Linked DNA regions of Mus musculus: region 1 is linked to region 2. A link is a loop called in an ENCODE intact Hi-C map of the cell type or tissue named here. Cell type or tissue: left cerebral cortex. All regions are shown on one strand. Links, peaks and the distances in the headings refer to the core of each region. The heading gives the core; the rest is flanking DNA. Region 1 overlaps Grk3 (G protein-coupled receptor kinase 3). Region 2 holds the start of Grk3 (G protein-coupled receptor kinase 3).

Region 1 (8,325 bases), core at 297-8,296, 51 kb after region 2:
TCTGTTTGCCCTCTGCTGGGGCTCAACGAGACCTCTGGGCACCAGAGCCATCTGCCACTGTGGCCTGGCTTGTAATCCTTGTGTTGAATTCCTGGTGCAGGACCCTGCATCTGTTTTCTCCTCCACAGCAGATAGCTTACATCTGTAGACTTGTTCATCAAGGAAGGTAACAGTTATATACATAGGCTGTGGGAGGCCTCCTGACATTCTGTTGCCATGGGAACCTTGACCTGCTGAGGGGTCTATTCTGGGCACCCAAGGAAGGACTCTGGATAGTCAGAGAACAATGTGTGCTTGGATTGTCTGCACAGAGCCCATGGGTCACTCTCAGGGGACCACTGTGTAAGACATCTGTTGTAATGTATGATCTACAGATATGCCACCTCCTAATTTTTAAAAAATGCTCTTTTCTTTTCTTTTCCTTTCCTTTCCTTTCCTTTCCTTTCCTTTCCTTTCCTTTCCTTTCCTTTCCTTTCCTTTCCTTTCCTTTCCTTTCCTTTCCTTTCCTTTCCTTTCCTTCCTTCCTTCCTTCCTTCCTTCCTTCCTTCCTTCCTTTTTTCCTTTTTAAAGCAATTCTCAAAGCAAGCTGTAGAACATGTCCAGAGCCATCTCTCCAAGAAACAGGTGACGGCTACACTTTTCCAGGTAAGATAAGATCACTTGCCTCCCTAGTAGACTTGATAATGTTTCCTCAGCTCGTCTAACATACTGATGTGCATGGCTCTCTGCTCAGAGCACGCAGGTCCTCTTGCTGCCACCTACTGTGAGTGCTGACAGGCTTTACAGATGTCCCTGACAGGGGCTGCTTGGCTGCGGTGGTCTTGTAAGTGTATGTTCTGGAAATCCGTTGAGCTAAGACAGAACCGAGCCTTCCTCCTGCTTGGCATTCAGTGTCTGTGATAAGTGGGGGTGATGTGGCTTGTGGTGATTATCCTCCGGATTAAGTGAGATTTATGTTCCAGAGCTAGAGGTGATGCTCTGAGCACTCTGGGGTCGCATACCGCTTGACTGCTTCTATCCTGAACGTTACAAAGGTTGGAACCAAGTCTTGGAAAGCTGACCCCTTGTGACAGGCCTGTGTGTGTTTGCTGCTCTATAGGCTGACTGGCATCTCACCTGATAGCCTTTTCTTTTTTTTTTTTTTCTTTTTTCTTTTTTTTGGACAATATGCTCTTTATTGACTGCTGTAGCCACCAATTTCTCTCTCTCTCTTTTTTTATACGTATTACATTTCCAATGCTATCCCAAAAGTCCCCCACACCCTCCCCCCCCCCACTCCCCTAACCACCCATTCCCATTTTTTGCCCCTGGCGTTCCCCTGTACTGGGGCATATAAAGTTTGCCTGACCAATGGGCCTCTCTTTCCATTGATGGCCGACTAGGCCATCTTTTGATACATATGCAGCTAGAGTCAAAGCTCTGGGGTACTGGTTAGTTCATAATGTTGTTCCACCTATAGGGTTGCAGATCTCTTTAGCTCCTTGGATACTTTCTCTAGCTCCTCCATTGGGAGCCCTGTGATCTATCCAATAGTTGACTGTGAGCATCCACTTCTGTGTTTGCTAGGCCCCGGCCTAGTCTCACAAGGGACAGCTATATCACGGTCCTTGCAACAAAGGCTTGCTAGTGTATGCCATGGTGTCATCGTTTGGAGGCTAATTATGGGATGGATCCCTGGATATGGCAGTCTCTAGATGGTCCATCCTTTTGTCTCAGCTCCAAACTTTGCTGAGAGCCTTTTCCAGCCCAGGTTTTCAGTAGAGGTGGCCACGGGAGTGAAGCCAGTCAGACTCTCAGATAGGTAGCATATATTCATGTCTCTGTGATCATTAATCAATTTTCAAAAGTGAAGTGAGCAGACTCATCCCTTATTGGATGACCAGCTTCTTTACAGTGAGCTACCCAGGCTAGCTCCTGGATCCACCATCTCCCCTCAGCCACTACAGGTACATGCGATTGTGCCTCGCCGGTTCAAAGAACAGGACAAACTTCTGCAAAACAAAGTCAGTAATTCTCGGACCCTGGGCACCAGCCTAGCGGCATGTCAGGTACTGCTGTCCTCTTGGAATTAGCTGGATCTGTCTGCACACTCCAGAATGTCTCCGGAGTTAGAATCAGAGCCCTGGATACCCTGACAAGCCGGGCTGGACTACTGGTCATTAATAAGAAATATATGGAAGCCAAGTTAATAGTGAAACACAGAGGAGGAGAATTTCTGGAGCACGGCCACACTGGAGAAAAGGATGAAGAGATCTGCCCCACCCCTACATCCATCGTTTGAGTCCTGCCCTGAGGATAAAGTTTAGGCTATATGCGCAGCTGAGCAGTCCTGTGGTCATGTCTATCACATTTGTGTTCTGATGAGTTCTTAGAATCACGCAGTCTGCAGTCCATCTCCTCTTCCAGTCCAGCTGGCACTGGGCTTCTCTGAGCTTCGGCCTTTTCCTCCTCCTCTGAGTATGAGACTCCTGGGGAAATTCTAGTTCTCTGCTACCTTGTTATTTCCTAGCCTGGTAGCTGAGGGGAGGAACATAGTATCTTTTTATGTTGTCCTTATCCCTACCTTGCCGGTAACAGGAAGAGTCTATGTTTCAGTTCTGGGCCTGCCACCCTACTTTGGAGCTTCTGAACCCAATTTGCTTGGAAATTTGGTGGGGTGGGCACCTACAGAGTGCTTTGCAACCGGCCTGCCCTTCCCACCGTTCCTCAGATGAAAGCTGAGACCAGATATGTTGTGTTTTATAAAAAATTAAGGAGAGGAGAGAAGGATTATGTTTGGTGAATGTGCAGACAAATGTGGAGGAAGGGGCTGTCTCCTTTGGCCCATGCTGAGGCATCCCTTCCCTCAGTATTGTATAGAGTAGAGTTTATTTAGGGCATGGGGAGGGGAGTTGAGAGGATAGTAGAGGCAGAGAAGGGAGAGAGAGAGAGAATATGAGAGAGAGAGAGAGAGAGAGAGAGAGAGAGAGAGAGAGAGAGAGAGATGGGCAAGCAGCCCCTTTTCGAGGGAGTCAGGCACACCTGGCTATTGGCAGGTAACTGTTGGATGGGGCCTAGACAAAATGCTAGTAAGATACCTTAGAGTATAGCAGCGTGGTGCTGATGTCCGAATTGCTGTCTCCATATTTATAGTGTGAGTGTTTTGGTTTTCAACTGATTCCCACATATAGCCCATAGCCAGTCACACTGACATTGCTGGATTGTACCACAGACTACACGGCATGTCACTTGAGGTTCCCATGAGGGAAATGAAATACAGCATTAAGTAAGATTTATCTTCAAGAGCCAACAGTGACTGCTTGCAGTAAAGAGTTTTAATTTAACTCTTTGTCTATTTAACTCTTTGTTATTAATTATTTCTTTATATTAGCCATTTGGGATACTGTGTCCAAGAGCAGGAGTGGAGGCCCCGGCAGTCAGGCTAGCTTCTGCTGATAGCTTCTAGGCTGCATTTCTCCTGGAGATGGCAGAAAGCCAGAGACACTTGGAGGGGCTTATTCTTTTATAGGTACCCTTTCCTGAGAATGCAGAGTCTCCAGAGAACCGTATTCATCCCTTCTGAGCACCTTGGTGGCCTCTCCATCTCCTGCCTCTGGGAGGTCCCTTTAGTTCAGCATCACCGTGCTGGGAACCAGGCTTCCCAACATGTGACCCTGACATGTGCAAACCACATTCCACCCTTGTTACCCCTTTCCCCATTAACAATTAGCCCCAGTAACAATGAAACAAGATCACTACCCGTGAGAATTACGGAGACTCAGGATGTTATCAGGGTGCCCCAGGGCACACCCACCTACAAGCTGTTTGTTTAGCAGGATGGGACTGTTCGTGTGGCTCAGTGCCATTTGCACTTTCCCAGTCTAGTGATGAACTGGATGCATGGCTAGATGGACAGATGGAGGGCCTTTGTCTTGTGAAGTAACAATCTTTACAGAACGACACAGTGTGTCAAAGTCAGTGCAAAGGGATCAATTGATACTCCTGTGTTTGCCAATCTGCTTTAGAGAGAAATAATTGCATAGGCAGATTTGGACCTGAGAGAGGGGCCTAGCTAGACATAGGAGAGGGACCTGACTGCCAAAAGGGCCTGGCTGAAAGTGGGAGAAGGGCCTGGCTGTCGGGTGACTAAAAGGTGCTCCGCCCTGTGCTCCACAGGTAACATTCTTAATTTCATTTACTTGGTTTTTGTTTGTTAGATATGACTTCCCACTTTTACAGATTAGGGTAACTGCGGATCTTAGTAGGAATGTGTGCTCTCACCCCCTCTGCTGAATGCTGGCTTTGTCTCCTTTCACTGGTGTGTGTGTGTGTGTGTGTGTGTGTGTGTGCACATGTGAGAGTGAATGTATGTGTGTGTACATATGTGCACACATGTGAGTAGTGTTTGTGTGTGCATGCATGTTTATGTGTATGAGTGTGTGTGTGCATGCTTGTGTGTGCATGTTTATGTGTGTGCATATGTGAGTGTGTATAAGTAGTATGTGTTTGTGTGTGCTCATGTGAGAGTGCATGTGTGAGAGTGTGTGTGTGTGTGTGTGTGTGTGTGTGTGTGTGTGCGCACGTGTGTTGGTTCTATAAAGTACCTGACAAAATCCACCTAAGTATAGAAGGGTTTGTTGGGTTTGCAGTCCACGGTGACACAGCCACCGTGGTAGAGAAGGTGTTATAGCGGAGGAGTCTATAGTCAGGAGGCCAAGAGGGGCAGAAGCTGCGGCTCCTGCAATGGAGCCACTCCCTGCACCAACGTGGCTCTTCCCTCACAGACAGATACTGGGATATCTGTCTCCATGGCAATTCTTGATCTTCTTGGGTTGGCAATCAGTAGTTACAAGCTCAGGTTTGATTTGTTAAAACGTGGCCAGGCCGTGGGTCCTAGAGAGGCTTGGCTGCTCCTTCATTGCTAGGAAGAATGGAGCGTTTGATGGAACAGAAACGTTAACTAGGAATGAGCACACCATTCCCTGTGGAGAAAGTCTATTGGAGGAACATGGGACCTCATGACCAAGTCCCCATCTGAGCTTCTTGCTGCCAGGACACCCCCTTCTCCTGCCGTCTCTATTTGTTTTGATATATGCTGAGTGAAGGAAGACACTGAAAGGGTTAAATTTCCCATCATCTAATGCATCAAACATATCAAGATATTTTCCCAAAAGATCTAATGGACTCTGGTGAACTCTGAAGCGTGGCCACCCGCCAGCTTCTTGTTGTCAACTGGAGTGTGTAGGACAGAAATCCTGGCTGTTTGTTCAGTGCGAAGAGGAGCAGAGCTGAGACAGAGAGTGGTCGATCCCCACTTGAGGAACTGGGAGCTCTCTGCATCTCCCAGGGTACTCATTAGAAGCCCTGACCACGCCTGCTGAGCCCCACAGCCTCCCTCCCTCTTCTGAGTCTAAAAGCTATAACATTAATTAATTAATAACATGGCCAATTAGAACAATTAACCGTGGGCCTATCAGCTTCCGGTCTTTAAAACTCAGTCTACATGGACAAGGCACATAGCAAAGCATGCTGGGAAACTCACTCACAGGGCCAAATGTAAACACGCGACCCCCTTTTCGGAAATTAGTCTGAATTCCAAGATGGTGACAGAGGGCCCCATAGCTAAGGGCGGGGACCCTTTAAGTGACTCAGGGAGCCAATAAGGAAGTTAAGACAGCAGCTCATGAAGAGCTGTGTGCAATGCAGTAGGAGCTAAGGAGATGATAATCCTGGAATGAGCCGGGTCATGCTGTGGTGATAGCAAGAGAGACAAGCTTGGGGGCAGCATCCTGTGGCCAGCATCCTATGGCCAGCATCCCGTGGCCAGCATCTCGGGTAGCACGGTTACTCATCTCAGGCTCGAGGCCATTGGCAAGTGCCCTTTCTCTGATTCATTCCTATTTACATGGTGTCCTTTCTTTCTTTGCAGCCATACATAGAAGAAATCTGTGAAAGCCTTCGTGGGGATATTTTCCAAAAGTTTATGGAAAGGTATGCAGCTTGGTGTGTGCGCGATACATTGCCCTGGTGTGTGCTGCTTTATCCCTCCACAGACCTTCCTTTCTGGGGACCCCAACCCAGCCCTTTGTCACACTTCCTCCTTGATGCTTTATGTTGTATCTCTGGGGTATGTAGCCCCTGACCCCACATTCTACTTCAGCTTGTTCTAAAATTGAGACAGTCTGGAGAACTTCCATTTTACAAGGATGATAAGGGAAGCCTTTGCTAATTCGACACGGTGACTGTGTTTTATCTGATTCACATCTTAGGATCTTGAGACACATCTCCCAAGGCAAGGGCCAAGCAGGAAGAGGACAGACTGTGCACTCACGGGCATTGTTTGCACACTTAATGAATTCATCTCCCTGGGTTTCCAGGCTGCAGAGTAGTGTGTCATCTGATACTCTGAAATTGGTCAGCTCCCCTTGAGCTGTTTATGCATGTGTCTCCAAGTCAGTTTGCACGCAGGGCTCCAAGCCTCTGAGAGCAGCCCCCTGTGTGTGTTCCACTTGACTGCGTGGGTTGTGGTTCAACTAGAATGGAGAGATAGTTTATCCTGGAATGCAGTCAGCATCTTGGGGACTGACTGACATTCATATATGTGATCCTGGGGCCAGCAGAAAGCTCTGGAAAGAGGCTCAGTGAAGCCAGGGAGGAATGCTGGCTCAGTGCTGAGACTCGGCCTCATCCAGGGCCAGCCCCACTGCCTAGATTTCTCAAATCTGGCTTGCACCTCAGAGTCCATGTTAGTCTTGTGTGACTGGGTTCTACTTGTTCCATGCCTTGAGCCTGGTCTGTCTTTACCTCAAGAGTTGGTGACCCTTCATCATGGGATGCTAGAGGTGTGACTTGCTTTGTAGGTAACACACACATACACACAAACACACACCCACACACACCCTAGGGTATGAAAACAGTTCAAGTTATAGGTAAGTAAATTACTTTGAAAATCAATTTGCATTGCAACATTTTAGTTGGAATTCTCAAAGTAAAAGGAGAAAGAAACAAAGAAACAAAAAAGAAAGAAAGAAAAGAAAGAAAGAAAGAAAGAAAGAAAGAAAGAAAGAAAGAAAGAAAGAAAGAAAGAAAGGAAGGATAAGGGAAGGAAGGAAGGAAGGAAGGAAGGAAGAAAGAAAGAAAGAAAGAAAGAAAGAAAGAAAGAAAGAAAGAAAGAAAGGCTTGCTGAGTGTGGAGCTTGGGTTTGGAAAGCCTTGAACATCACCAGAGCTGTGCAGGCAGGTGGGTGGGGCACTAAAGGCTTGAGGGCTTTCCTGTGAGCCCTGCCATCTCTCTGGAAGCAGGAGAAACCTCAACAGTGTGGCTGTGGCTCCCTGATGCTTCCGGGGGACACAGAAGCTGAGAGCAGGGAGGCTTGGGAGCCCAGCTGACACAATGGCCCTCTTGTCCTGAGCCTCAGAATCAGTGCTGGGGTGGCAGCAGGTGATCCTGAGCCCTTCCCACATCCAAGGTTTACCCTCTGACCTGAGAGCCTTGGGCTCTGGTTGCCAAAGGCCCCTGGTCCCTAGAGATGTCCACTTCTGTTCTAAATAACCCAAAAGACAAATGGACTCAGTGGACACATGTCTACCTTCCTTCTTAACATTACTATGTTTGCTTAGTCATTAATGAGCAGGATGTTGGTGTGGTGTTCTTATTACAGAGGTCCAGGAGAAATGCAGAATGTGGGCTGGGGTAGTGCAGCGTGGTGGTAGAATGCCTCGCTGACCAGTACAGGGCTCTGGATTCAATCCTTACAGCCAGAGAAAGGAGAGAGAAAGGGGAAGCAAGGAAGGAAGAAGTGGAGGAGGGAAAGGAGGGAGGGGCAGAGGAAGGGAGGGGAGGAGGAGTGAGGAGGACCAGAAGTTGCATCTCTCCTAGTTCCTGACTGACTCCTTATAAAAACACAGAATTCAAGGTTCTTTAAATGGGGAGCCTGAGCCCCTCCCACATCCAAGGGACCTCCTGAGGGCCTTGGGCTCTGGCTGCCAAAGGCCCGGTCCCAAGAGGTTTGCATTCTGTGTCTAGGTGGGGCACAGAAGGGAGGGGGCAGGAAATCTTATAAAGTCACAGGGGTCAGCATCCTAGGAGAAAGCTTATGTTGCTAACTGCTATGCACACATGTGCACACACATGCACACACACACACACACACACACACACACAAACCCCAGGGATCACTAAGCAGACCCCAAATAAAGGGTTTCCGATGCCAGGGACCCAAATCCGAGTTGGTCTTTTCGAGCACATAGCAACTTTCCCCTTGAACCTAAAAATGGGCTTTAGAGGGTCTCCCTCTGGCCCTTCAACATCTCTACGAGGCTCACATTCCAGGAATGCACTGGTTCA
Region 2 (8,325 bases), core at 7-8,006:
TCTCTCTCTCTCTCTCTCTCTCTCTCTCTCTCTCTCTCTCTCTCTCTCTCTCTGTGTGTGTGTGTGTGTGTGTGTGTGTTACCTATTTCCACCACGTGGCTCCCAGGGATGGAACTTTACCCATGGAGACCTCTTGCCATCCTGAGAGCCATGTCCTGAATATGCCAGTCTTGGCCACATCTCCCCTAAAGATACAACGTGGGGGGAAGAGAGAGTGAGCATGCTTTGAACCATGCGGGAACCCTGGAGTTCTGGCAATTCTCAAAAGCAGCTTGTGCTCTGAGCGCTTTGGTCCTCTGGGGGTGGAGGGGGCTGGGTTGGTATGGTTTGCCAGCGAGTCCTGCCCACCGAGCACACACGTGGGTGGTGATTTGTTTTCTGTATCTTTCTAGAGACTGCAGGCTGGCGAGGATGCTGTCTAGTGACAGGAGTCTGAGGCTCAGCTATGACAACTGTGTCAGTGTCATCCATACCTTCTGTTTTCGGTGAGCATGAAAAAAACTGCATCACATTGAAAGACCCCAGCTATGACAGAGGGGCAGGAACCAGCAGAGGGAAGCCAGAGTGGGCTGCCAACTACTACGTCCAGAAGTGGTACCTGGGCATGAGGTCAGCTGACCTACACAGTGAGGGGCTTCAGAAACACAGACATGTTTTGGACACGCTGTTCCCTCTGTTAGAAAAGCAATCGCCTGTGTTTATAAATGGACATCACTGTTGCCATTTTTGGATCCTCGAAATGCCCTAGGGAGAAGTTATTTTTGGTAAGGGGGTCTTCCTGCTTCAGTGTGTAACTGTGAGTTGCTGGTTTGGAATCTTCTCCAGCATGGGCCAAGTGAGAGTAGAAAAGGAGGTGATCTTGGCGGAGGATCTGCTAGGTGTCAGGCAAGGTGCTTGCCCGTATATGCGTGTCCACTGTGTGTGAACCTGTGTGTGTACATGTGTGTGCATTGTGTGTGCATGTGTAGATGCCTGTGTGTGCATGCATTGTGTGGGTACCTGTGTGTGTATGTAAATGGGCATTGTGTGTGCATGTGTGCATTGTGTGTGCATATGTGTGTATTGTGTAGGTGCCTGTGTGTGCATTGTGTGTGCATGTTTGTGTGTATGTGTGTGTGTGTGTGTGTGTGTGCACCTGAGCAGGCCACATGACAAACTTGGGTGTTATTTCCCATTTGGAACTTCTAAAAAAATTACATTTATTTACTGTGCGAGTACACGCATGCATAGGTCAGGCACACCTTCCACATGTTCGCTCTCTTCTGCCTCCAAGGGGATCTTGGGGACGAAACTCCACACTTATGGCAAGAACCCTTACTTGGTAGGCTACTTTGTCTGCCTCTCATCTTGTTTTCTGACACTTGCTCTCTTAATGATCTAGAAATCATGAGTTCAGCTAGGCTGGCCTGCTGCTGAGCCCCGGGGCTCCCCCCATCTTGTCTTCCTGGTGTTGGGGTTCCAAGCATGTGTCCCCATGCACTCTATGTGGGCTCTGACAGTTGAACTCAGTTCCTCATTATTATGTGGCCTGCACTTCCCATCCCAAGGTACAGCTCTAGATGCTGCCCTCCCCCTCTGTTTACTCAAAAGAACTGGTCTCATTACTCATGAGGACAGAGCCACAGAAAGCTGGGACCTTGCCCCTGATTTCTCTCAGCCTTTTAGCATAGACTAAAGGTTTGAATGTGGCTGTCTTCATAACTTACTACCTACCACAACTTGGAAAAGGAACATGACAAGACAAAAAAAATCTTACTAGGTCAAAAAGGACCAAAATCAATCAATCAATCAATCAATCAATCAATCAAAAATGGGGAAGGTGGGAGGGTTATTTGTTATCTGATCATCTGAGGATCCCAGATGATTAAAAAAAACAACAACAACATTTTGGAAGAAACAATATTCAGACATGAAGGAGCAATGTGTTTTGGGGGGAACTTACCCCTCTCTCCTCACTGGGTAGACAAGGCATCTATGCTCCCATATTTGGGTGAAAAAGTGAATGGAACTGGCAAATTCAACTGAAGGCTTGGCTCTCCCTGTCTCTGCCCCATTATACAGTGGGCACTATAGCGGTGATGTGGGCTGTCTGTGGCAGACCCAACTCCTTCAGGATGTTCCCACCCCTTCCCACCTATACCTTTTCTAGTCCCTCTAAATACTGTGCCTTGGGGATTGAGAAACTTCTGGTAAAACTAGTCCTTTGGGAAACAGAATAGACAGAAAACAAAAGCAGGAGAACTAATCAAAAAACGTGACTGTAAACCCCCAACAGTTCACTCTAACCCTGGCCAATCCCGGGTTCACAGTGATGTATGGCAATTTGGATAAAGGCCCTGCAAGCTTATGATGTCTGCAGATTTCCTGATCCCTTAACAGGTACCACATGGATTTTGAATGTGGACCCCTGTGCCCAGCTGCAGAGAAATGAAATAGTGACCTAGGCAGGGTTGGGAATTCCCTACTGCCCAGAATCAAGTCTCAGCCCTTCCACTTCCCTGAAAACCCAGGAGGCTCTGCACTCTCATAGGGGCACTTCCTCTTGTGGTTCTTGAGTTGGTAGAGAGCCTGCAGAAGCTAGGATACCTTAACCCCCCCGCCCCCCAACTGGACACACACCCTGAGGCCTTTCACCTGAATGCAAGCCAGTTATGACCTTGAACCTAGAGTGCTTCCATCAACTGGGTCCCCTGGGACAGCGCTGCTCCAGGGCAGGACTCTCACCCCACTTCACCCTGCATGGCGGGAGCCAAGCAACTTTCTCTTCTATGCTGGTGTCTCTTGGCTTGGTTCTCAGAGGGAGGTCTAGGGTGGGGCTAATGGCTGGAGACACCCCCTGCTGTAGCTCTGACCTCTATTTGGCAATCATTCGAAAGAGCAGGTGGGACTACTCCAGGATACCTCTTGAAGCGTCCTCTCCAGGACAGTGTGCTATTGGAGACCTCCTGGAGTGTCCACTCAGTACTGGGCATCTGGACTGTGCTTAGAGAGCTAAGGGTGAGAAAGAGAGGAAAAGGAGGAGAGGAGAGAGAAGAGAGGAGGAGGGAGAGGGAGAGGAGGAGGGAGAGGAAGTCCCTGGTGCCTGAGAGGCTGGGTCAGGAGCGCGTGGCCGCGGACGGTTGGGGGCGCGCCGGGCTGGGGCGCGGAGCCGCGGAAGGGGCGGTGCGTCGGGGTCCGCGTCGGGGTCGCGCGTCGGGCGCGCCGTGGCCCCGTCGGGGCGGCGGGAGCTGCGGAGCCGCCATGGCGGACCTGGAGGCCGTGCTGGCCGACGTCAGCTACCTGATGGCCATGGAGAAGAGCAAGACGGCGCCGGCCGCGCGCGCCAGCAAGAAGGTCGTCCTGCCGGAGCCCAGGTACTGCTCTGGCCCTCTCCGCCCTATCCAGTCTCCTTCGGTTCTTTCCCTCCCTCTCAGGTCCCTTCCGGATCCCTCCTGGTCCTCTCCCTCACCTTCCCCCTCCCCCCCCTCCCCCGCCAGTTCCCTCCAGTCCCCTCTTGTCCCCTCTGGTCCTCTCCCTCCTTTTCTGGTCCGCCCGCCAGTCCCCTCCGTCCCGCTGTCCCAGGCTGGTTGCAGGGCTGTCTGTCTCTCAGCCCCCCTGCCCCTGTCCTCTGGCCCCTTGCAGTAGTAAGTAGACCTTGAGTTCTCAGTTCTGTCACCAGCGCCATTACCTGAGCCACTTTCCTCAACTTGGACCCCTGGCGGCCTGCCCTTTCTGGGAAGGATGACAGGAGAGCCACTTGAGCCTAGCCTGGTCTTGCAAGACTGGAGGTTCCCGCTGCACCGGCTCCGGCTGGCCGCTCGCTGCCAAGTTGCTCTTAATATCACGACTGATTTATTATTGATTTTTCTGAGGTGTGATGGCCTCTTAGAGCTGTACTTGTCCCGGGGAGTTCTAGGCGGTGTTCCAGAGTGGGGCTGTGTGTCACTTCTTAATTGACCCCACTGCCAGTTGCTTAGCTGGTGTGGCTTCCTTGAGTTGATGAAAAAATTGGCTCGGACTTTACAGCCACCCCTGAACCATGCAATTCTGTAAGGCTCTAAACCAAAGCTGCATCCCCTTTCAAATGGTCAAGCGTGACACGCCCATGTGGCGGCAGTGTTACCTACCTTCATGTGAGAGAAAATATACACATTTACTCGTCTAATTTTTTGAGGTCCTGGAGATGGGACCCAGGGCTTCACACACGCCAGGTAAACCGTCTGTCTCCTTAGCAGTATGCATAGCCCTCAGAGAACCTTTCAATACCGAACAATGGTCAGATTATTATTTTTTTTCCCGATCGTGTTTGTGAGCCCCGTGATCCAGGAAACATCAAATCCCCGTGCCGTGTTTGCTAGGAAGAGTCACACTGTACACACAGCTGCGCTGGCTGGGTATTTTTGGCTTGCCTTCCCTTGCAAGCCTTGGCCCTTCGCTGTTTTTTTTGGGGGGTGTGTTGCTCCTTGCGGAGTGGAGCAGGCACAAGGGGACACTTGGGTGGACTGGACAGTGCTTGCCTTCCTGGAGTTCAGCCTGTCTGAGACTCACTGAAAACAGGACTTGATTGAAATCTTCAGTAAGTGGGAGGGACCAGACCCAGGGCTCCCCAAGTCACAACCAAGCAAGCTTCAGTAGAAAACTTTCCCCATTGGGAAGGGGGACATGAAAAAGCTTCATTCCATTCTCTCTTCCCTTCCCTCTGCCCCCACCCTGTGAGGGGCAGGGAATCTTAACTATGTATGGTTTCTATATATAAAACCAACAAATCACAACTCATAGGGAGCTTTATGGGAGAGGGAGTATATAAGATGACTAAAATTAGGAATGTCTGTCCGCTCATCATCATTTTTTTTCTTGGTGTTTTTAACCTAGCTGGGCTGCTCTGTGCATGCTTGCTTGCTCTTGGCTGCACACCCTAGCGCCCAAGGCCCTCACTTCTCTGTACAATACCCCTCTGCTTTGACAAGGTCTTTGGTGATACTTTGTTTCAAAGGAGATGTGGTGTGGCTGAGCCTGTGAGTCCTGAGGTTGAGGAACGTCTAAGGGAGCATCAAGTTAGGGTGGGGTCCTTTGAGGACCGCTGTTCTGTAGCTGTTTTTTCAGGTAGACTCTTGAATTAGACCATCTGTCCCCCGCTCCAGGAGTCTAGTCTGTTGCCTGTTTGTCTCAGTGGCTTCAGCCCCCAAGCAATAACCAACAACTCAACCACAGACGATCCTGGTTCCTTGTAAGGACTTGGCTGTTGGAAGAGGGGATGGTGCATTTGAACTTGCCCCTTGGTCGTTCACTATTGATTTTTTTTTTTAATTTCTAACTAATTATCTGGTCACCCCCAGTCTTTTTTGTGCTTCCTTCTCTCGGTGACTTCGCCTCTTCCCAGTCTTCAACAGACGACCGTATCTCACTCATTACAACAAGACAGGTCTTCCGGTCCAGCCTCTCTTCCTGGAACATCAGGCACAAGGGAAGACTTAGCCTCCCGTGAGGAGGCAAGAAGCAAATGTTTTGTTACATTGACACATGATTCAATTAACAGGCCGGTGGGTGTAAATCCTCTGAAGGCGGTCAAATCACATCTCTTTAGTCCACCCAAACATTTGTTGAGCTGATGGAGCTGATAATGGGGCCCATTGAAGGTGGGGGCCATGACCCTTGCAGCCCCATTAGCCAGGGTGTTTATATACTGTGTCCTTTGTCTGCTGTGGGGATGAGAATGAACTGGCTTTGTAGACCGTGGTTCTGATGAAACTGGGTCTAACTCATGGGCGAAGGCCCAGGGAGTCCGTTTCTAAGTCCCGCCATGGCTAAGACAGCTCTTCGCACTGGGTCCATTTCTCTGATAACCTTTCTCGAACACAATGTTACTGAGTTGACTTGAAGTCACACATGGCTGAAGGGAGTTGGGTTGAAGGTCACGTGTTCCCCTGAGACCCATTCTGTTTAGTGGATGCTAACAGTGTTGGGCTTTCCACTGGGAGACAGCTCTTGTCAATCATTCAGGCCAATAACTGCGGGAGCAGAAAGAACACAGCTTGAGCCATGGGTTTGCCTAGGATGTGTAGAAATTAAAGGACAACTGTGGCCATCGGTCCACACTGCCCAGCTTGTCTGAGTCATGTCTTGTTTATGCTGGGACGTCTTGTTCATGAATGGAACAGTTGACCCACACGCTTCTGGCTTTTTCCTGTCCCTATCTGCCATCTTGCTGTAACAGTAACACTGAAATTACAGACAAATACTACCTTGTCCATTCTTCTGTGGGTTCCAGGGATCGGTCTCAGGGACTCACACCCTTGGTTTACTTCTTAAGCCATCTCCCCTGCCTGTTTATTGTTTCTGACCCTAAATTGGTAGCCATTCTGGACCCATTTCTCAGAAGCTGGTATGGGGAAGTACTGATGCACTGTATAGCTTATCCGGAGAGTCGTCTGATAGGAGAGACTTGGGGGGTGGACCTGGGCAGGCATCGTTTGCACTCTCTGGTTCTGTATTCGTGGAACACATTATGGTTGTGAAGTGCTTTCTCGTGACTTGTGAATCAGTTGTCCAGGCTTGGCAACGCTTAAGTGTCAAGGCTGTTCATGACTCCTGTGTGTCAGGCTACTCCTGTGACCGACCTGGAAAGGGTGTGGCCATCTGCCCTTTCACGCTGTGGTCACTGGAGAGAGCCTTCCTTGTTCAACCTTTAGGACTTCCCCCTGGCTTTGTTCTGTGCACACAACCAAACATGGAAGAATGGGATAAGGGCTGTAAGGGCTTCGAGGGATGGGAAGGAGCAAGGTGGTGGCTCTCCGCAAGCTTCCCATCCACAGAGCCACAAACCAACCCAAAGAGCCTGGGAAGAAGGTGTTTTGTTTGTGACAGGAGTCATTCTAAGGGGAGGAAGGGACACAAATGGGAAAGGCAAATTTGTACTGACATTTCCATTATTAGCTCATTCCTGGTCTCAGTTAATTTGTGCCAGTGGCTTGGAGAGGCAAGCAAGGGCTGCTTGCAGCTGGGGGTTCTTGGAAACGGATATTCTGGAGCAACCAATTTGAGACAAGGACCTGCCCGGTGGAACACTGTGAGATGCTTTAAATCAGAGCCCCGCGAGCGCGAGTGTGTCTTTGAAGTACAGGCAGTCCCCGATTCGATGATCTATCTGTTCTTAGAGACAGCCTTTTGAAGCACTTGCTCAGAACTCTCATGAAGCTTCGCCAGACTCCCTTGAAAGACAGCCATAAAACTCAGGGAGGGATGTCAAGGCTGGAGGGAGATGCAGCGAGAGTCTCTGTCAGCAGATGGGTGGTGGATGGATGTCAAGGGGTAGAAGTGAGATTGGAAGCAATGGGAAGTTTTTCTCCTGGAGACCCCTAGAACCCAGACAAAGCAAAGTTATTTGCTACATCATGACTTAGGGACCAACATTACTGGGAACATCTCCTTTGCCAGGTCTGGGCACCATCAAGTGTTGCCACGGTAGCTACAGCAGGTGGGCACAGCATTCTCATTTTTCCTCAGAGGGATCCATGCTCAAGAAGACCAGGGAAGGGAGGGCAGGTAGGCATTCACAGGATCCAAGATGAGGGATGCAAGATGTAGGGAGTGGAGCCAGGTGCCTCATTCTACCCACTGAGCGGTTCACCACTGTCTGCCACAGTTGAACAGAACAGCAAACCACCTCGCTTCTTACTTGGTAGGGAATGGATGAAACTTTCTGCTTTTAATTTGGAGGAAGGTTGTGGCTTTGGGATATCGGGAGTGTCCTCGGAGGCTGTGAGAGAGCAGCAGCCTTCTCTGGGGGCCTCTGAGGAAGGTAATTATGATTAAGGAAGCCTGCAGGTGGTTCCCTGTTCCCCACAAGGAGCGTGAGGGGCTGTGGTCAAGATGCCTTTTTCCCCTCCTCCATTTCTAGGAAAAAAGTTAAAAAGGGGGAAGATAATGTCTTTAGCTTCAATCTTAATATAATCACCATTCCCAAAGAACCTTTTCTTATTAGAAAAGAATGAGGGGCGGAGACTACTGTTGGGGAATGGCGCGCTGTGAGTATGGCTGTCTTCCCATCCCTCCATCACTCCGTGGACACTGGCAATTGGAACAGAAGTGACGAACTCCAGTGTGCTGGCTAGTTTCCTGTCACCTTGATACAAGCTATAGTCACTGGAGAGGAGGGATCCTCGATTGAGGAAAAGCCTCCATAAAATCAGACAGTAGGCAAGCCTGCAGGCAGTTTTCTTGATTAGTGATTGATGGGGATGGTCCCGCCCATTGTAGGTGGGGCCACCCTATTGTGGGTGGAGCCATCCCTGGGCTGGTGGTCTTGGGTTCTATAAGAAAGCCGGCTGAGGGAGAAATAAGGAGCAA

The links. Peaks named below come from ENCODE experiments on the same cell type or tissue, not always from the same donor. Only the 100,000 strongest peaks of a DNase experiment are listed, where the experiment ranks them.
Region 1: it touches region 2 in a loop (7-fold over the local background); 3 of 42 quality-filtered maps call a loop at or near these places.

What each region holds. Positions count from the first base shown.
Region 1 is chr5:112,959,232-112,967,556 of GRCm38, reverse strand. It overlaps Grk3 (G protein-coupled receptor kinase 3), which reads left to right. Exons shown (of 21, transcript NM_177078.4): 5 at 571-645; 6 at 5,909-5,970. Among named protein-coding and RNA genes, the nearest start is that of Grk3, 52 kb to the left of the region's middle. In left cerebral cortex, for the core only: no CTCF peak of the experiment used is centred there; no DNase peak of the experiment used is centred there.
Region 2 is chr5:113,010,395-113,018,719 of GRCm38, reverse strand. Grk3 (G protein-coupled receptor kinase 3) reads left to right here and starts at 3,182. Exons shown (of 21, transcript NM_177078.4): 1 at 3,182-3,353. The coding sequence starts at 3,241. In left cerebral cortex, for the core only: a CTCF peak has its summit at 4,132; DNase peaks (open chromatin) are centred at 3,766, 4,019, 4,387, 7,108 and 2 more places; H3K4me3 peaks cover 2,472 bases; H3K27ac peaks cover 3,094 bases.